Regions from separate parts of the Mus musculus genome. Here region 1 is linked to region 2. A link is a loop called in an ENCODE intact Hi-C map of the cell type or tissue named here. Cell type or tissue: heart. All regions are shown on one strand. Each heading gives the region's core, and the rest is flanking DNA. Links, peaks and the distances in the headings are about the cores only.

Region 1 (10,919 bases), core at 2,020-10,019, 110 kb before region 2:
TAGCTGTGATGTGTTTGTGGATGGGATACTTAAAGCTTTAGCTTAGCAAACCCTAAAAAAGAAGCCTATCTCATTTTTGGGGGGAGGGGATTGGGCAAGTGATCTGTTGAAACCTTTTTTTTTCTTATCTAATTGGTCTAATAGATATATAGTAAATAAATGTACCATTCACAGATTTTTCACAGAACATAATGCAGTAGGCTCCATGCAGGTACTCATTAAGTAGTCATTATGATTGAATTGATTATAATTTAAAAGGTGGTTCTCATAGGCAAATATAGCACAACAAGAAGTAACATAAAAGAATGAAGATCCCAGTTTGTACTGTTCCCCAAACATAAGAAAACAATTTGAATAATTTTTCATGAGTAAAATCAATTTCTTATTCTCTCATACACTTCTATTCAATGTCATATTTTTAAAAAATCCACTTTCATGTCAAGCATCTAGGTTCCTATGCTGGTATCATCTTTCTTAGGATGTGAATATTGGTAACTAATGTAACTAATATATTCTTAAGCAAGATGTCTGGAGGCTATGACAGTGAATCTCTTTTTAAAATCATACCTGTAGATCCAAGAAAGATTATTTGATAATCTTTAACTTATATTTTATTTCAAAAGAGTGTTCTCTAGAGAAGTTAATCTTTCTGATGGAGTAAGAAATAAAATTTAGCCCCTTGCACATTTTGATTGAACTCAATACTAAAAGCTTGCTTTGGCCATATCACCAATGAAGAATTGTTCTACCTTCCCCAGCAGTTTTCAACTACAAATTAAGAAAATATTAAAATTATGATGCTCAGGATATGATTTATGAATAAGGATAAATTAACTCAGAAATCATAGTTAACAGTCATTGGAGGTGCTATTTTCAATTAAAGAACTCTTCAAAAATCATTCCAGTTGTCAGTTTTACTCACTGAAGGGAAATACCTTGTATCAGGAATAAAGAACATCCTTACTAGTGATAGTGGTTTGGGAGAGGAGGGCAGTCTTAGGACTTCTCTTTCTCATATTTCTGTAGTCAGTCCAGTTGGATGAAGACACAAGTCTTTGTCTTCAATGTCCATTCACTGTCTACCCTATCCATAGTTTATGTGGCTTGCATGAGGTGCCATTGACTGTTTAAAGCCACTCTACAGACACCTTTGCCAGATATCTGTGTCCATGTTATTCTTCCAGGATCATTATAAGAAACTTCGCATTGTTTATGATATAATGCTTTTAAAGCATTAAATGGCAATACTCTAAGGACAAGAAGCATAGCCTATTGATTTTTTTTCCATCTGAGTCCTCGTTTTATTTTATTTTTAAATATTTTTTATTATTACGTATTTTCCTCAATTACATTTAGAATGCTATCCCAAAAGTCCCCCATACCCTCCCCCCGCCCCACTTCCTTACCCACCCATTCCCATTTTTTGGCCCTGGCATTCCCCTGTACTGGAGCATATAAAGTGCAGCTAGATTGCAGCTGAGTTCCACTAGCAAGAGAAGGGTTACAGATCCAGCACCAATAGCTATTGTGAACTAAGAATTTCCACCATCAGCAGCTATACCTTGACAAAGACAGCACCCACTTAAACTCAGTCTGTCTTCATGTATGATTCATGAATGGCCAGTAAAGTGGGAATATTCACCCAAAATGCTCTCAAGATAGATTCAATGGTGGGTCATCTCATTTTTATCCTATTTAGAACTGCATAGGCTTATAGATTGAAGTCTGATTATACACACATTGTTTTTCTTACTCCTCTCATTCTTATTCCACACATACTCTCCTTCCTTCCTTCCTTCCTTCCTTCCTTCCTTCCTTCCTTCCTTCCTTCCTTCCTTCCTTCCTTCCTTCCTTTCTTCCTTCCTTCCTTTCCTTTCTTTTCTATCCATTTATTTATTTGTTTATTTTTTAATTAGGTATTTTATTCATTTACATTTCAAATGCTATCCCAAAAGTCCCCTAGGCTGAGAAAGAAATTAGGGAAACAACACCCTTCATAATAGTCACAAATAATATAAAATATCTTGGCGTGACTCTAAGGAAGTGAAAGATCTGTATGATAAGAACTTCAAGTCTCTGAAGAAAGAAATTAAAGAAGATCTCAGAAGATGGAAAGATCTCTCATGCTCATGGATTGGCAGGATCAATATAGTAAAAATGGCTGTCTTACCAAAAGCAATCTACAGATTCAATGCAATCCCCATCAAAATTCCAACATTCATTTATTTATAAACCACTAGATTCTTTTAATGCTGCCCATATGTGCAAGGGTGTGGGGCCATCAACGGAAGCTTGGGAAGCCTACCCGTGGCCCATAGCCCATAAGAAGAATCATTTTCCCTTCCCTCAACCCCTGAGTTCGTCCACTGTTTTGCTGAATTTGGGTTGGCTTGGTTTGGGACAAAGGTATACCATGCCATAGCTGCTGCTCTTTATTCTCAAACCTCCCTGGCTCTGTTCTGCCTATATATTTAGGGATATAACTTGCGAGGAGCTTGCCTCCGGCTTTCCCCTTGTTGGGTTGCTTTCAACGCCCATTGTAAAGCCACGAATTGACAATTTGACCTGCTTTACTCAGTACTTCTCCTTTTATTCTTTTAGGTATCATCAGTTAAATAAAAAATGCACACTAGGCTGACCTCTTTAAACAAGATCTAAGCTGGTAAGTCACAGTGAGTGGTCCCTAGCTAAGTAGCTAGCTAGGTTATAGAAATACCCCCTAACAGGCACAGTGTGAGGCAGGGGCAGTGAGATGCGTGTCCCAATACTAGTATACCCTAAAATTCCCAAAACATGCATGAAAATAAAGATTTGAGAGTCACTGAAGTAACCGACTCTTTTATTCATTCTATGAACTGCACACACCTTCTGACAAACAAACCCTGAAGGAGTTACTTTATAAGATTCAATGGGTTTTTAGAACCCAAACAATACTTTTATATGCTGAGGTTAAATGATGTGGAAAATTATGAATTATTCTCAGTAAAGTACAGATATGTAAATCTTTTTTTTAATCTGTTTTTAAGCTTCAAACAAAGCAGCAAAAGAGAATTTGGAGTGGGTTAAGTGAAACCTTTTAAAATCTTTGATTTAGGGATAAGGGTGTAGATAGAGCAGTATACTATTTGGCTAGTTTCTGCAAGGTCTGAGGACAGTACAAATTAATTGAAAGTTCAATGTATTAAATCACGTAAAAATTTGGTTTAGGTGCTTTCTAAAACTTAAAGATAAATTTTGAAAAAAAAATCTGAAAATCTGGAGTGAAGCTGTAGAATTAATAGCACTGCTTGGACAGGAGCTTACAGAAACCAAAGAGAATGGAATTTGCAGGTAGCCTGGATTTAAACTCACAGTAGAAGGGAAGGGACCAGGATAAGAATGGATGCCATGGGGTTTAGGTGTTTAGGAATAGGAGGTGTAAGAAGAATCCCCCCGCCCCAGGGGCTGCTATTACTTAGGCAGAGAACTATAAAAAAAGGGAACTTGGGTTTCCCATGGTAGGGAAGGCTACTTAAAGTGAGACACTGTAATAAGATGTGCCATTTAGAAAACTGGTAACAAGGCTATGTCATTAGCAGGGTCTTGTCTGAATTTTAATTCTTACTAATGTATCTTCCTTGCAGAGCCCATCACTTCTCTTGTTCAAAACCATGGCCTGACCTGACCCTACTAACTCTACTTTGGAAAAAAGCTGCAGTAATACTTCTATAACCCCAAATTGTAGTAAGGATACTTGGGTCCATTCAGAAATTATAACATCCTGAACTTCTTCTTGGAAAAATCTTCTCATTGTTTAAGGTCATTAGCCTTTTATGGAGTCCAAGAAAATCCTATGTAATAATGTCTACCAGGGGTTCAAACTCCAGTCCATGCCCAAAGCATTAGAGACTCAAAGCTTAGAAATTGGCTGTGATTGACTATAAAGAGAATTATTTCTCAGTTTTTAACATTGCAACTCTGCTATGAACCTGTTTGAAATGTTTTGATAGTTTCCTTTTGTTTAGATAGTTTACTATCGATTTTCCTAGACTCTGGTAAATTTAATAGCTCGTCTATTTGTTCCATTTAATAAATGATTTAATTAGGTCAAAATCTCTTAAATTGAGGTTATCCCCATTTATTACCCAAGATTGTGCAAGCATAATTGGCTAGTTATTACTTCCTCTATTACCTATAAATAGACCCCTTCTTGTATGATCAAAACAAACACTGTATTAGGTTGTCAGAAAACATTTTCTGTTGGTTGCATATCCTACATAAGACAAACTAAATGCTTCTGTTTGACCACCAATAACTTCCTAAAGGATGGAAAATCCTATGCAACGTTCTTAAGGATGGAAAATACTTTCCATGTCTAGGCTATACAATGAAAAGGAAATAAACACACAAAGGGGGAGAATATAGGTAATCAATAGTTTTCAGAGGCCAATTTAATGACTGGATTAAATAAACATATGCTGTAAAATAAGACTCAGTCTCAAATGACCGGATTATTGACTTGAGGATTTTCCTTTAATTTTAGGGCTTGCTATTGCTAGATAAAGCAGCAGGAAGAGATCTAGGCACCTCCCTGCTGCCTTTCATTATGTGTGAATCATTCACTTCTCTCTCATAACTAGCCTGTAGCTAGGTCCTTCTTGGTTCTCCTCCTGCAATGCTGTGTATGTGTTTGTGTGTGTGTGTGTGTGTGTGTGTGTGTGTGTGTGTGCATTTCTGTGTATATGTGCACATACATTAGTGTGTAGTGTGTGTATGTGTGCATGTGTGTCTGTGTGTCTCTGTGTATGTGTGTATTTCTGCATGTGTATGTGCATGTGTGTGCATTCATATCTGTGTATGTGTATGTGAGTGTGTCTAAGTTTGTGTGTCTGTGTATGTATTTATGTATAGGCACATTTTTCTTATTTTAATTTAAGACTCTAGAGACAGTGATCTAAGAGAGGTTTTTATTTTCAAACCAGTTCAAAATAAAAATAAACAAAATGCTTAGTAATGCAAGATGGTGTCTTCTTCAAGAATTCAAGGAGATTGACAGGAGATCCACTGTCCACCCACACTGCCTCTTCTTTTCTCACACAGATTAATTTGTTTTTAAACAGTAGTGTTGGTTTAAAATTCAAGAAAAGCACGGGTGCCTGTGATGGTAAACTTCTGGCCCCCTCACTTTTCAGATGGGATTTAGCCTCCCGGCTTTTGTTTCCTGTTCTCCACAGCAGTGAGAAACTTCTGACTCCAGCACAGCTTTAGGCCCTGGAAGTTCTTAGGCTACACTTCACCTAAGTTCTAGGCTCTATCTGGTGCTGACAGATGGTAAGAGTAGCATTCCTTACATTTCCCTAAGAGGTGAATGTCCTCAAATAGCATAACCTATAGCCTTGTTGCCCACAATGAGAACACCTCCCTTCCTCTTCAATCTAAGTCCTTTGGGCTTCAGTGCCTGCCCTGAAGAGGGCCCTGACTTGTGCCTCTCAGCTTCCTTCTGTGACCCTTCATCCATGCAAGCTTGAAAATTAGATTCAAATTGCTATCTGTATCTTCATTTCACTCTCAATATGGAAAACGTATAAGCATGAACTAATTCTACCAACTGTGCTGTTTATTTACCTACCAACTCATTAAAATGTGGCTTCAGCACAGGAGAAGGGGATCATATATTTGAGAAGGAAGGCAGTTTGGTTGGCAAGCTCATTTGTGTATTCTCTGGAATGTCACAGCAAAGACTTGTCCTTGGGGTGAGGGTGTTCTCTCCCTCCGCCTGCTCGCTCTGCTGTCTGCCGCTGCAATTAACTGACACCTCTGCACCAATGACTTCATCCTGAACTCATTTAGTGGACAGACCCAAAATAGACATCCAATGAATTACAGCCTCTGTTACAGAATCGTGATGATCGTGGCCAGGGCAGCTTTGCAAGTAGAGAGTGGAATAGAGGGAAATCTCCTGGAGAGAACGAGCAGAGGAATAACAACAGTTGCGAAGTGCAGGCAAGGCTGTTTGGACAATTCTTTGGAAGTCTGCAATCTAAACAAAATTCCAATGAATTTTGGAATGTGCTTTGTGTTTTGTGTTGTAGAGCAGAATTCAGTGTCAAAGTTTATCTGAATTCGGTCTCAACTAAAGGCAAGCAAACAAACAAAGAGACACAAAAATAGGCATGTTTTTATTTTTTTTTTAATAAAACATGGAGATTTGTTTATGATAGGACTTTTCTTTGCTTACCTGCTCCCTTTGCTTTTGGGCAGTAATAATGACTGAATTCTTTTGTCTGGTTTTCAGATTGTAACATTGGAAAAACCAATCAAAAGGAAAAGAGCCCCACTCAGAATCATCGATCGATAGCTGACCCACAAGAGCTACCCACTTAGCATAAGTACTTCACAGATCATTTGCTTCTGCTTAAGTTCAGGGGAACTCACACCCTGTGCTGGCTCATTTGCAGTTGCCAGCTGAAGCACAGTTGACAGCAATGGTGAATTGTGAGTCATGTTGGGAGTCTTTATTTCCCCACACATATCCCAGCATGCAATGTGCTCACTCACACACATATATACTACGTGGAAGCTGTAACTTGAGCAACACACCAGTGCACTGTTTCATTGGTGCAAAGCTAGCAACTGAACTATCCAGTCAGGTGTGCCGGGGCATGGATAGATTGGATGGCTGGTGAGGGCTCGCACAGTTAAAGAACAGAAGTTGTCATTTCTGGAGACAGAGTTCTCAGGGAATTAGAATTAGAAAAGAGGATGAGAAACCTGCATTTTCACATGTGCTTTCTCAGTTTTTCCTAGTGGCTCATGGTTAGATCTGAACAAGCAAGAAAGCCGTGTTTTCCGTCTTGCTCACCTGCAGGTCTGTACTTTAGGAGCTTTGGATTTTATTGATTTATAAAATTTTAAAGTATTTTTCTAGGTCACAGTTTGCTACTAAGTCATTCTAGTGGATAAATAGGATTGAATTAGTGGTCATGGTACAATTCGATTAAATAATCTATTTGTAACATTTTGATGATTATTTTTTAACTCACACAAGCAATTGGGTGGTGCAAGAAACATTGCTGCACCAGATTTTAACCTCATAGATCTCTAACTGTTAATAGGAATTTCTGTAAGTGGAGTTATTAGCTAGTTTGAAAAGTCACTTGTTGACGATTTCTTAGCTCATAGTTGGGAAACAAAAATTACAATCATCATATCAAACTACTTTACAAATCATACCTAAAACATTCTAACATTCTACATGTTTGAAGTTTTAATTGCATGTTATTAGTTTTCCAAGTTTTATTTTTTTCATGTATTGATATTATAAAATTCTGCCTTTTGTTTTGACAATGATCCATTGGAGCATATGTCATATATTTTTTTTTTCTGTTTTTTGGGGGGTTTTTTGTTGTTTGTTTTTTTTTGTTTTTTTGAGACAGGGTTTCTCTGTGTAGCCCTGGCTGTCCTGGAACTCACTCTGTAGACCAGGCTGGCCTCGAACTCAGAAATTCACCTGCCTCTGCCTCCCAGGTGCTGGGATTAAAGGCATGCGCCACCATGCCCGGCATCATATATGTTTTTATTTAATTTTGCTGTATCTTCAAAAAGACTTTCTGTGTGCCAAAAACATTAACTATTTAATAGTAATTAAATAGTGATTTTTAGGAGGCAGAGGCAGGCAGATTTCTGAGTTCGAGGCCAGCCTGGTTTACAAAGTGAGTTCCAGGACAGCCAGGATTATACAGAGAAACCCTGTCCCGAAAAAAAAAAGTGATTTTTACTATTTCATATTCAAAACTAATTTATATCGGCTATATATAATGAAGTATGAAATCTCCAGTAGTGATTCCCCAAATAGTTTAAAATTTGCCCTAGACGTAGTTATTGAATAATTCACATTTTCTCCAAAAGATTCAAAGCCTTATCTAAATATTTCCATCTATTTGGCCCTAATTGGGCCTATCATCACAGTCTGTTGCTTTCTTTGTGCATCAATAACACTTTTTTCACCCACTGTAATGTTAACTGTTTTAAAATATCTACCCATAAGTTTTATTAATTGGTGCTATCTATATGAATATCCTTATTATACTTGCATTTTAGTTTTATGTAACTTTACCATAACATCTAAATATTTATCCTTATGAATTCTATTGGACCACTTTATTTCAGTTGTTAATCATCATAGCTTTGTCCATTCATGGTTCTCCACTCAAACAATGTTTATCTCTAGTGTCTTGTACTCTTTATTATATATATATATATAAATGTGTAATATATAATTATATATTTGTATTAGATTATATTATGTATTTATATTAAAATATTATATATAGGTTGTAATGGCTAGTTTTGTGTGTCAACTTGACACACAAGGCTGGAGTTATCTCAGAGAAAGGAGCTTCAGTTGAGGAAATGCCTCCTTGAGATCCAGCTGTAGGGCATTTTCTCAATTAGTGATCAAGGGAGAAGGTCCCCTTGAGGGTGGTGCCAACTCTGGGCTGATAGTCTTGGTTCTATAAGAGAGCAGGCTGAGCAAGCTAGGGGAAGCAAGCCAGTAAGTTACATCCCTCCATGGCCTCTGCATCAGCTCCTGCTTCCTGCCCTGCTTAAGTTCTAGTCCTGACATCCTTTGGTGATCAACAGAAATGTGGAAAGTGTAAACTGAATAAACCCTTTCCTCCCCAACTTGTTTCTTGGTCATGATGTTTGTGCAGGAATAGAAACCCTGACTAAGACAAATTGGGACCAGCATAGTGGAGTATTCCTGTGACAACCTGACCATGTTTTGGGGAGGACTGTGGAAGGACTTTGGAACTTTGGGCTTGAAGATCCATTCGTTATTAAGAGCTCTGTCAGATGTTGTGTAGGAGCTTGGAAGATAATGTTGAGAACAGTGCAGAAGATGGAGGTCTGGCTTGTGAAATTTCAGAGGGAAAAATTAAAGACTTTTTTCAGGGCCATTGCTATTTTGATTGGGAAGATTCTGTGGTTCTGGTTAGCTGGGGCTGAAGAATCAGCTGTGATTAACAAGATGCCAGAACTACTAAAGTGAAACTTTTGCATTACTGGGACTATTGATGCTGGTTAGCTGGAGCTAAGAAATTAGTTGTGATTAAGAAGAGACCAGCATCATTGAGGTGACATCTTCTGGGAAGTGCTTTCTGAGAGCACGAAGAGGCTGTGTTCCAGAGATGGCCAAAGTTGTACCTCGTGCAGTAGCAGGACTTGGTAATGTGTAAGAGTCACCCAGGTGGTACTGGTTTTGAAGGCATGAAAGGGTCATGCAGAGCAGCTGAGGCTCAGCACTGTGATAGGCCATGGAAGGCCATTGGTGAAGGTGCAGCCTCAGTTGCAACTGATAGCCCAGGACAGAAGGGGTCATGCAAAGGAGTTGAGGCTTAGCACCATGAAGAGAGCCTATGAGAAGCTATTGGTGAAGCCTAGTTACAGCGGAAGACAGCAGTGTTTTGGAGATGCCAGTACCATGAGATGACCACCAAGAACAGCAGCAACAGTGGAGTATAGGCAGCTGAAGCCTAGAAGACAACGTGTGTGCTACAAAAGGCAAGGCTGGAGAAGTGACACAAGCCCTTGGAGGAGCCCAGAAGATCGTGAGTTGGATCCCAGACATTGGACAGTTGGAGTTTGATTTTCTTTTTTCATAGTGACTGTGCCCTGATGCTTTTCCCTCTTGAAGGAAGTATTTTAGTGGAATCCACAGTTAAGAAACTTTAATTGTAAAGACTTTGGATTTTAAGAGAGATTGAATTTTTTGTGGGACTTTTAAAGTTATTTAGATCTTGGGGATGAATAAGAAACTAAGGGTTGAGGCTTAACAGTGATGTGTTTGTGTGTCAAGTTGACAAGGGGTCAATTGTACTGGTTAGTTTTGAGGGTCAACTTGACAATGGCTGGGGCTATCACAGAGAAAGGAGCTTCAGTTGAGGAAATGCCTCCATGAGATCCAGCTGTGGGGTATTTTCTCAATTAGTGATCAAGGGGGAAAGGTCATTTGTGGGTGGTGCCATCTCTGGGCTGGTAGTCTTGGTTCTATAAGAGAGCAGGCTGAGCAAGCTAGGGGAAGCAAGCCAGTAAAGGACATTCCTCCATGGCCTCTGCATCAGCTCCTGCTTCCTGACCTGCTTGAGTTCCAGTCCTGACTTCCTTTGGTGATGAACAGCAGTATGGAAGTGTAAGCCGAATAAACCCTTTCCTCCCCAACATGCTTCATGGTCATGATGTTTGTGCAGGAATAGAAACCCTGACTAAGATATAAGTATTATATAATATTTATATATTTAATATAAAATAAATACATTATATATTTACATTAAAATATATAATTTAATGTGTATATATCATGTATATGTTTTATGTATAATATATATATGTATGAATTTTTACTGATCTGTCTGTGCATTTGTATTCATTTTTATCTTTCTGAGATTACCCTTAGTTTTATTTTTTTTTTCCATTTTTTATTAGGTATTTAGCTCATTTACATTTCCAATGCTATACCAAAAGTCCCCCTTACCCACCCACCCCCACTCCCCTACCCACCCACTCCCCCCCTTTGGCCCTGGCGTTCCCCTGTACCGGGGCACACAAAGTCTGCGTGTCCAATGGGCCTCTCTTTCCAGTGATGGCCGACTAGGCCATCTTTTGATACATATGCAGCTAGAGTCAAGAGCTCAGGGGTACTGGTTAGTTCATAATGTTTTTCCACCTATAGGGTTGAAGATCCCTTTAGCTCCTTGGATACTTTCTCTAGCTCCTCCATTGGGAGCCCTGTGATCCATCCATTAGCTGACTGTGAGCATCCACTTCTGTGTTTGCTAGGCCCCGGGATAGTCTCACAAGAGACAGCTACATCTGGGTCCTTTCGATAAAATCTTGCTAGTATATGCAATGGTGTCAGCGTTTGGATGCTGATTATGGGG
Region 2 (10,919 bases), core at 1,465-9,464:
GCTGGACTGCCTACTTGGGTCTTAGTGGAAGAGGAAGTGCCTAGTCCTGCTGCAAGGGGATGTCCCAGGGCAGGGTGCTACCCAAGCTGGTGTGGCTGGGTTCCGGGGGAGGTTATCTGAAGAGAAGGAGTAGGAATACTGGGTAAACAGATTTATAAGGATAAGACTTGGGAGGACAGGAGGAAGCGGGGCTGTGATCGGATGTAAAATGAATAAATAAATTAATAAAAATACGTTCCCGTTCTACAGCAAAGCAAGCAAGGTTTCAGAACTGATATTTCACCATAGATGTGGCTCTGATGCAAATAACCTCAGACACAGGCTTAGACCAAGTTAGTCAGTGTCAAAAGTAAACATCCAAAAACCAATTTCTTTTAAGTTTAGGAAGAAAACGTAAAAAGTGCACACCACAAAGGGTGAACCTGAGGCATAGAAATAATATATCCAAAGAATTGACAAACCTTGTAAAGTTTCCTGGAAGCATGGTACAGAAACTCTCACTGCACACTTTGTTTGCTTTGCTTTGCTGTGGGGAGCTAGTCACTACTGTCACAGGGGAATGTCTCATTCACAAATCAGAAACAGCCACTAATATATAAAGGCTAAGTCACAGAGAACATCCTATTGTGGTCTTTTAAAAACAAAATCAGACTGGGACTTACCTATCCACTTGTTAAAGACATCAGGATTTTTGTTATTATTATCTTTAATCTATTTTTACAGTCCAGTCATCACCCCCTCCTGGTCCACCCTCTGGCAGTTCCTCATCCCATTTTTCCTCCCCAGTCTCCAAGAAAATGTCCCCACACCCTCAATCACACCCCACCTAGCCAGGCCTCCCCATTCCCTGGGCCTCAAACTCTCCAGGGTTAGGTGCATCTTCTCTCAGTGAGACCAGACCAGGCAGCCCTCTACTGTATATGTGTTGAGGCCCTCACATCATCTAGGGTACAGTGCCTTGTTGGTGGCTCAGTAAGACAGCAGGATCTAAGCTTTTGTCATCCATGGTACTCCTTCAGTACTCTCGTGACTCAGTACACAGGGAAAGAGATTTGTGCTGTCTCAGTTTACATATAAACATATAGCTGCACTCTTCATTGACAAAATAAGAGTGAAAATGATTTTGAGGATAAAGCATGAAAACAAAAGAGCTATCTGCAATACGTATTTTGGGTGTGTGGTCGCTTCCTTTCTTCTCCATAAAATGAAGCCAAATATTGCAGTCCAAAAAAATTCAATTGGGAAATGAAAGGGAAATTCCACAGATTTCACGTAAGTTTAGGTAGAAACCTCTTCCCTTTGAAACAATTTCAAGGAAGGTACAGAGATAATCATCTAGTTCAACAATACAGATTTGTGTGTGCAATGTGTTTTATTACCACTACTCATCAATTTATTCTGTGCTTAGCGTTTATGAACTGTAGAAAAAAGTAGTCTCCAGGTAATTCTTTAGATACCTAAACTCACCCCTAGTAAAGAGCCCTGGAGTAGTTTGTTAATCAAGAGATAAGAGGCTCATCTTCCCCTAGTTTATTGGTTTGGTAAGGAGAAGAATATCTGCTTTATTAAAACAGAGCAATCTTCCTCTCAAGTAAGGGGTTTGAGCAGGAACATGGGGGATGAGCAGCAGAGCATTCCTTTCCCAGCGCCTACTGGATACGCCTGTCCCTTGGGATCACCATAGTGCATGAGTATTTACAGCAGTTTCAGCCAAATGCACCCTCTTAGAACTGGAGACAATTCCAGCACTCTCCTGAATCCTCCCTGAGTGGCTGGGGAAAGGAAGAGGAAGAGGAATAGGCACAAGTCCGTTTCCTCCGCAGAGTAAATCTAGACAGGACACTGTGCAGAGGGCAGCACAGAAAAGTGCTGGCATCAAAACAAAACAAAACAAAATTATGTTCAGGGAAGACATCAGTGAGAAAGAACACAAAGGGGTAGAAATTGAAATAAGGCTTACAAAGGGAACTGCACGCTCAACCCTTCCCAGTCCAGGCTAACTCGAAGGCTGTAGATATGGGGTTGTAACTGAGCTGCATATAAACAAACTGGTATGCAGAAGACAGACACCATGACCCTCGGGTATGCTGAATTGTTATTTATTCAATTCAATTGCTTATCCTGGAATCTGTCCAGGAAACCAAAAGGTTTCTAACTATGCACATCACTGTCTCTGGATCTTGACAATCTATAAGGGGAGACAGAGCTTTCATGTTAAGTCCTGTAGAAACATTTTAGGGTGGAGCATTCTGTATTTTTTTCCCTCTCTTCAATGTCTTGTAAGTTCTAAAGCTTACTATTTGTATTATGTTTTACTATTACTTAAAATGTGCTCCACTTCTGTCCATTTTGGGATCATATCAGGTACCTGCTAAAAAATCTAGATTCCTGGGAGACTTCTTGCTGACTCATAATCTCTTCATGAAGAACAGAGTATTCTAGGCATTCAACCTATGAATTACTCTCTTTAAAAAGCCAGAAAAGGCTTTAAGGTAGTAGTCATTTAGCCAGTTCTCAGAATCCTGTCATGCAAAGCACTGGCTATGTATGCTGACCATTGGAAACCTGTTTTTTGTGTGCCTAGAGGTCAGAACCTAAGGATAAATGAGTACTTAGCCTCCAAAACAGATGCCTTTCTGAGGCAAAGGAAAACCTAACACTTCAGAACACGCCCCCCCCCCCCCCACAATACACACACACCGCACTTCAATTATTCACTTCAATTTATCTTGAAAATACAAACGCTCAGCTTTGTTGGTCCATGGCTCCATGTACCAGACATCTGAACCAAACCTAGGATGCAGCCTAGGAAGATTGTTGTACAATAAAGTAGGAAGGGACTATGAATATTTATGGAGTTCTAAACATCTATGCAAAAATTTTGTTAGAAAGTCAGTCAGCTATTTAAAAACCAAAACCAAAATCCATATCTCATCATGTCTCAGCCTTTAGCCTAAGATTGTGTATAAATATTAATTCTTATTACCAGTGTATTATAAATGCCTGCTTTTTATCACTAATAAAAATATATCCATTGTTCTATTTTCTTTAATTTTAAATTTTAAGTTCTAGTTGTTATTTTATGACCAGGACTAGATTAAATCAGCTAAATTTCACAAGTACTTTCATTTTCAAATACTTTAGTTAAATATTCACAAAAAAATTGTTCAAAACCATGCAATACTTTAAAACTCCTGTCTTTCCCTCCAAAACACACTATCATGTCTATTAAACACCAAAAATTCCATGTTATTATATTGATTCTGAATATAAATAAGAAATCTGGTTGCTTTTCAGTGGTTATTGTAATAATAACAACATCACTGATGAATTAAATGAAAGAAAGGAGAGGAGGAAGAAATGATGAGAAAGAAGACATTGGCTAATAGTTGTTTAGCTTTTACTCTAGTTGATCAGAATACTAAGCTACTATGAAGTCTTTCTATGCAGACCAAACAGAAAGAAATGATGAGTAAAGATGCAGCTGGGGAAAGAGACTTTATCAGTGCTGGACAGTCTCACTGCATCAGTGCTGGACAGTCTCACTGCATCAGTGATGGACAGTCTCACTGCATCAGTGATGGACAGTCTCACTGCATCAGTGATGGACAGTCTCACTGCATCAGTGATGGACAGTCTCACTGCATCTGTGATGGACAGTCTCACTGCATCAGTGATGGACAGTCTCAGTGCATCAGTGATGGACAGTCTCACTGCATCAGTGATGGACAGTCTCACTGCATCAGTGATGGGCAGTCTCCTGAATCAGTGATGGACAGTCTCACTGCATCTGTGATGGGCAGTCTCACTGCATTTGTAATGGGCAGTCTCCTGAATCAGTGATGGGCAGTCTCACTGCATCTGTGATGGGCAGTCTCACTGCATTTGTAATGGGCAGTCTCACTGCATCAGTGCTGGACAGTCTCACTGCATCAGTGTTGGAAGAGTTTATTACAACCACTTGAGAAACACTGGAGAATTTTTAAAAAGAGTACTATTACATGTCGATAACATAGAAGTTCAGTTTTGCATTATGAAAAGGATGTCTTGGAATGAAAGAAGGAGGTGTAGTACAGAAAGCTGAAGAGTGGAGGACCAGCTCAATACATCATAATAAAACCCCCTGGCAAGGGAGATTTGGGGAGAAGTTCTGGAGAAGCCCCAAAGAGAGCACTGGCCTGCTTTGCCACTTACGTAGAAGAAGCTGTAGAATTTGGAGTGAGAAAGATAAGGTGTTCTTAGCACATCAGTTTTGTGTCAGTTTGTTGGGTTATGAGTGACTAATAAAAATGTGCTCATTAATGCAGACGAAGAGTAAAACGTCTAGACATTTCCAGCAAGGAAGTCTCCCCATTAAGTCAGAAGACTTCATTTTCTTTTAAATCCGCAGATCAAAGCATACAGAATATTCTACTAGATTCTCCTCTTGGAAGTTTCTCTGCCTCTCATAAAAAACATTTCGCAATCATATTAAGTGCAAAAGGGTGTATAGGTCTAAATACTTACATACATACATAGAACTTTCTAGATCTCTGCACAGTAGACATCCTTTAACATACTTAGAAAACAGAAAAATCTTTTTTATTATATCATTGTTTAAACTATGTTAATTAATCCTTATCTGAGTCATTTTTATTTTCGAATTGAAATTAAAGTGTCTCCTAAGCTTTAAACAATGATGAGCGCCTCATAAACAAACCAGTGCACTTTCTGTCTCTGAACACCAGAGGGCATCATTAGGTGTAAGCTTGGCTGGAGGGAGAAGGGTTGAGGGGGAAAGAATTCCATTACTAATGACAGAAACTGATTCTTATAGTATACCCTTATCTACCATGAAGCATTACCATGGTAACAGCAGCAGCTAAGATGACTGTATATTTAGGTCATAGTATAAAAGGAACTTCAGCATGTGAGAAGAAAGAAGAAAACGAGATGAAGTAAGACAGGAATCGATAACATAGAAGCTCTAATTTCTCTTCCTCCTCCTCAGCTGATAGCAGTACACAAAGTCACATTTGCCTTGCAAAGCAGAGGTTGGCAATAAGGTCTGACTAAAATTAAAAGAAGCCATTGAAACTCAGAATCCGAATGTCCAAAGGGGAGGGGGGAATAGTAGAGAGCAATTCATTCACTATAATACTATGGAGAGATGCTAGAATGGACGTTGACTTGTGAACTTTTTCATGAAGTACTTAGATGTTTCACTTTGGGAAATCTATTTATCTACTTATCATGTGTTCAACTTGAAGGCATCTGACATCCTCTGGGTTCTCTTGCCTTAGCTTAGAGGTGGATGTGACACCTGGCAAAGTGCCTGGTACTCTTAATGCCTTTGGTTTCTTCCAGCAGAAATGATAACTAACTAAGTAGAATAAGCATGTTGTGCCAACTAAGAATGTAGTTGGCACTGACTCCCCTTACATTTCTTTCCCTGGATGTAGGGGGTCTAAGCAGAAAAGGCAGAGTTGAATTAAATGGATGGAGAGAACATGATTGAAAACTGAATATCACAGTTGCTTTCCCCAAACACAGAAAAAATACCGGCTATGCCTCTACATACAGTCAATTTGCATAGTACCCGAGTGAAGTCTCTGGGAGTCCAACAGGCTGTGTTTGCATCTTGGGGCTGCAACATACTATTTATGTGATTTGGGGCCATCACTGCATTTCTGTGACTGTAGGTTTCCTTTCCTGTAAAATCAAGAAACTAGCATCTGTCTCCTAGGATTGTTGTGATGAGAAAATGGATTCCTATATTTACTCATTCAGCAAAGATTTGTTAAGTTCCTGGGATGTGCCTGACACTATTTAAAATCATAAGGATTTGTAGCAAAACAGATAATATAATGCATGTAAGCGGCTTAGGAAAGAACCGGGAATTTAGCATAAAGTTTGAAAATGCCTAAGGAACAGTGACCTGCTTTCCATGATCTACCCCCTGCCTCTCTTACACACACACACACACACACACACACACACACACACACACACACACACACACCAGGTAGGGGGAGACATTTATGCACACATGCACATATTGTTATACCACAAGACAACAGCAGAGCCTAGGATATGCAGAAAGTATACTTGCTTTGCTGACCCCTAATGAAAGGGATTGGAACATCTGCTCAGTGAACTAAAGGAAACGGAGTGCAAACAAATGATAAGGATGATGGGCAGTTGTAAATAGCCACAAGGAAAATTTTACCAGGGTTGAATGCATTTGAGTCCTTGTGGGGACACAGCATAGACATCAAAAATAATATACCAGTGCAAACGTAATTTTTATGAGTAAAAACGGTCTTTCAAGGGGACTCTGACGTGTTGTTTATCAGACTCTACCTTATAGAGTAAAAGGAAGAAATGTTAAGATAAGATGAAGAATGCTCTCTGGGAAGTTATATGGAAAGATACTTAGGAACACTGTTTCACGTAGTGGCATATTAAGACCAGTGTGAGGAGTTGAGGCTATACCACACTTTATTAAGGTCATTTCCACAGAATCCTGCCCTTACGTTTCCTTCTCCTTTCTCTCCTTTCCTCTTCACCTCTCCTACTTTTGGCTCTAATTCTCTTCTTCACCTCCTTCTTCTCTTCGCATTGGGGTGGGTCTTGGAGACACATGCCTTCTCATGGGCCAGCTCATTCTTCACTGACCACTGGACACTCACACCTTCAGTTCCCCTACTTGTCAGCCAGCAGGCTAGCACCCCTGAAGATGCCCTGACGCTCTGCTACCCTTGGCCCTAGCAGTGGGCTATTCTGGATTGGAATTTGGCAAATGTTCTCTAAGTTTGTGTCCAATTTCCTGTCTGGACAAAGAGACAAATTCACTTTTAGAGTAATTTGTTAGTTTTATTTTTAAAGACAGCAGTTTATCGTCCCCCTGCCCCAAATGGTTGCCTATGGGAGCTCACCGGAGAAAGAGTTTCTATATTTTAACTGTTAATCTCTCCCACAGCTGTCTCTGAAGTCACTTAAGAGCTTCAAACACGTTTTCTGGGTTCTCATGCACTTGAACTATGATAGGGATATTGCAATCCACCTAGTTTCTTTCTCCAGTTCCCCTCCAGGCACCCTCAGGCACACTTACATAAGCACACATCATTTCTCCCTTTACAGGCTGACGAAACATCTGTCAAGTAGCCTACTCTTACTTTTGGGTCCTACAACTCAACTTTCCCTATGTCCACTCCATTATATACACAGAACTTTCAGGCCATAGACAAACCTGAGGAGGTGTTCCTGGCCTTTAGGAGGTCTTTTTTGGATTTTAAAACTCATTTGCTGATATTATTTCATCTCAGAAAGTCCATAGAGTTGATGAAAAGTTCTTTATCATTATATTGCCAAACCTTCAACACATTTTTTTTTGTAACAGGATGACAATCTGGCGTTAACATAACTCTTTTTAGTCCCTTTCCTAAGGGAAAGCTCTAACAGTGTTGGCACAAAGTTCTTCCATCATTGACAACGATCTCAAGAGTGCCCTTTCTCAATTGTAGCCCAATATAATTCTCAGCATGAAACCGTGTCTTGGTTAAATGGACTGGTTTTATCTCTACAATTACTGGTGTCTTTGTGAAATTCTTCAAGATGACCCAGGGATGCCTGATTATGAGAGGTTTCTATGTACGTATATCCAGATCCCTGTTATTGTGAGCAGTGAAAAGAATATATCCACCCCATGCTTATCAAGACAGTTTATGCTTATGCACTTAATTGTCTGCAGAAAACATCGTGAAATCCTTTTCCCCACAAGCCAGAGTTAGTTAACATGGAGTTTATGAGCTCAGCTGATTCTTTGCGCAAAGAACTTTGAATCCAGGAATATGCCAATTACAAGAAATAGAAAGAAAGTGAAGGCCCACTCCGGTCCTCAGCCATCAGACTACCCTGCACAGCTTGGAAAAAAAGATGCAGCTAGTTGGACTGGGGGCAAGATACCCAGTGTTGGGATGGGAAAATCGCGTCACACAGCGCCTCAGGAATGCTCACCCCTTTGAACTGCCCCAGCACAATCTCTCCACCTCACTTCTACTTCAAATTTCCAATTCTGCCAGATTGTCCTGAGGTTTCTCCAGGGAGTACGAGCAGCTCCCCTCTCCATTCAACCGGGTTGAGGCAGAAGCCTTAGCCAAGATGACCAAGGCTGCAGATGCTTGGGGAATGCCCAAAGGTGGCCAAGCACTGGAGCGCTAGTGCTTGTATGGAAGAGCTTTGAGATGTGTGTTTGTGCTGCTGGCTGCTTATGCTGGAGGGACTGAACATCCTAAGATTTCCATATAACAACTGCCACCCAGTGTAAAGGAAAGAACGAGAGAAGCAAAACCAGACCAAGAAAGAAAGAAAGAAAGAAAGAAAGAAAGAAAGAAAGAAAGAAAGAAAGAAAGAAGAAAGAAAGAAAGAAAGAAAGAAAGAAAGAAAGAAAGAAAGAAAGAAAGAAAGAAAGGAAAGGGTAGAGATGAATATAAGGTCAGAGTGGGAGATTCTGGACCTGGAGCAAGGGGCAAGGGTCTTCCTGTGGTGGGAAGCTTTGGAGCGTGGGGTTGCAGGAACAGGCTCATAGGGACCCCGAAGTGACACAAGAATATGAAAGGGCAGCTTGGGTGATGTGTCAGCAAGCAATTTTACTTGCCTTCCGTGTTTACTTCCATTTCTCTGCCCTCCTCCCAGCTCTTGGCAGCGAGTACTTCTCTCCATGGACATTTGCACACAAGCTCCCGAGTCTGCATCACATAAAGGGACTGAAAGACCGGTCGACCCTCCCTTGCACTATTTGGAGGCCCAGGAGAGCCGTAAGGGCACAGAAGGACCAGAGATAGAAACGAGGATGTATATATTGTAGAAGAACAGAGGCAGAGTACCCCCCTGCCCCCACAGATGTCAATTTGGGTGAATTCTTACCCTGGAGCGCTCTGCAAAGCAAGTCTCCCTGCTTGCTAGGCTTCTGACACTCCAGGGACATGGAAGGGTGGAGCGCACAGGTGGAATTTCTGTATTTTCTATCTGCAACCAGGTTTGGACCGCACCTCACTCGCTCCCAGAGCCACAAGTTAGAGATGATAGCCTAGCTCCTCAGGTGCCAACAGTAAAGGTCATTTGCGCTATTCTCTATCTAAGACCCGCAGAGTGGTCCAGTACCCACCATGAGTTGGGAGACCAAGCTCCTGCAGCGTCTGAGACTTCATCAGCTCTGGACTGGGGTCCCTTTCCTCAGCCACAGTGGACAATCAACCTTGCGCGCGCCAGCGGAGGAAAATAGGCTTGCAGAGGACTCCCTTCTCTCTCCTCCTGGAAACCTTCCCCAACCTTGTTCCCCTGCCAAGGTCCGGGAACAACAGCACTAAACCTGTCGTCCTCACCAGAAGGCTCTCTCCCAAGGCGGAGTCAGGGGACAGCGTGGAGTGGTGGCGAGAGGGGCCTCCACCCTAAATGCAATGTGCCCAGACCCTAGGGTATAAGGGGAGCTTAAGGGGGATGGGTGAGCGGCAGGAGAGACTGAGCTCTACTTGCCTTTCCCACGGCAGCATCTGGAGTTGGGGGGCGGGGGGATGAAGAGGACCAGAGTGTGGTAGCGAGGGTGAGGGGGTGCCAAGCTCAAAGACAGCCATACTGGAGTATCGGCGCTCACAGGCTGCTTTTTGCCACATTCCACTGGACTTAGCTATCCCAATGGTTTCCCCCGCCCCAGCTTTGAAACCCCTCCTTCTTTCAGACCCGCCAAGGTACGTGTCCTCTCCAGCAAGCCCCAGATGCCAAAGTTTCCATTGGAAAACCTGCACGTGTCAGGGACCACCAAACAATTCTTGCAAACCCAGACCCTCTGCGGCCAGGGTCGGGTGATGGGGAGGAGCTGCGAGGTACCAGGGCCCTTGATATGGACAATTAGAGAACCATGGTATAGCAGAGTCTTTACCTGTCACTGACTTAGTCGCCCGGGGCTGCGATCTGGTGGAGTCTGGCTGGAGCGAGGAGCCTTTGGCGGGCTCAGGTTGGACCGGTTTGGGAGCGAGCGGCACAGCTCGGAGTCCTCAGCTGGTTGCCCGCTTGCCTTCTCCCTGGATCTTGCGAGAGAAAAGCGAAAGATTAGTTGTCGCCACCGCACTTAGACGGGTGGGGCAAGGGAGGCGGGGAGACTGCGGACCCCAAGGCTCAGAGAAGGCTGCGGGGCATTTCACATGGGTCGTATCACTCGGCTAATCTGGGACCCCAATTAGACAATTCGGACTGGAGTTAAATTACATCTGTCTGCCGCCTTGAGCATCACACCCCCAAAACACAGGCAAATAAGACTTTCAAACCTGGCTTTCAGGAAGATGACAGTTAACACCGAAACAGAAAGGAGACCTGGGTGTGGAGAAGAGCTGGGCGGGCTTCATTTCTTCACCCTAGTGCCGGGGAAGTAGTAATTAGTGTCTGGGAGCTGCGCTCCTCCACTTCTCCCAGTGCCTCTGGCGATTTCCAAGTGGGATCTGCGACTTCAGGGCTCTGGCCAAGCCCGCAGGCTGGCGTGTGCGTGTGTGCGTGTGTGCGAATGAGTGTGTCTGTGCCCCCGCGTGCCTGCTCCCGGGAACTGGTCTCCTCGCCCTCACCCGCTGTGTGTAGCAGCAGAGCGAGAGTGGTGCCTCTATTTGTGCGTTTGTGTTCGATTAGCTGCAATGGGCGGACAGTTTCTGGAGAGAGCATTTACAATTTTCTTTCGTTCTGACAGGATTAGTTGCCGTTGAAGGGGGCTCCGCCAATGAAATCTTCTCTGCGCTCTGATTTGGCGGTTCTTCGGTGCAAATATGACAGCTTTCTCTCTCAGCTCTTTTCTGCATCTCTCCATGTCCGACCCCGGAGCCCAGTTCTCGGTCTGCAATTTCTACACCACAACCTTTGCAATCACCACCACCACCACCCCTAGGTCCCATGTC

What was found. Hi-C counts contacts between places; a loop is a spot of excess contacts. Peaks named below come from ENCODE experiments on the same cell type or tissue, not always from the same donor. Only the 100,000 strongest peaks of a DNase experiment are listed, where the experiment ranks them.
Region 1: a loop joins it to region 2, with 2.7 times the contacts of the local background. A loop is called at or near these places in 3 of 42 quality-filtered maps.

The regions. Positions count from the first base shown.
Region 1 is chr6:36,503,048-36,513,966 of GRCm38, reverse strand. The region is part of intron 2 of Chrm2 (cholinergic receptor, muscarinic 2, cardiac); the gene reads right to left. Among named protein-coding and RNA genes, the nearest start is that of Mir490, 87 kb to the right of the region's middle. In heart, for the core only: no CTCF peak of the experiment used is centred there; a DNase peak (open chromatin) is centred at 5,816; H3K27ac peaks cover 2,622 bases.
Region 2 is chr6:36,387,752-36,398,670 of GRCm38, reverse strand. Chrm2 (cholinergic receptor, muscarinic 2, cardiac) reads right to left here and starts at 10,587. Exons shown (of 3, transcript NM_203491.3): 1 at 10,305-10,587; 2 at 9,920-10,067. It overlaps 9330158H04Rik (RIKEN cDNA 9330158H04 gene), which reads left to right and starts at 10,437. Exons shown (of 6, transcript NR_015589.1): 1 at 10,437-10,515; 2 at 10,715-10,919. In heart, for the core only: a CTCF peak has its summit at 4,713 (motif pointing right); a DNase peak (open chromatin) is centred at 9,390; H3K4me3 peaks cover 974 bases; H3K27ac peaks cover 376 bases; H3K27me3 peaks cover 923 bases.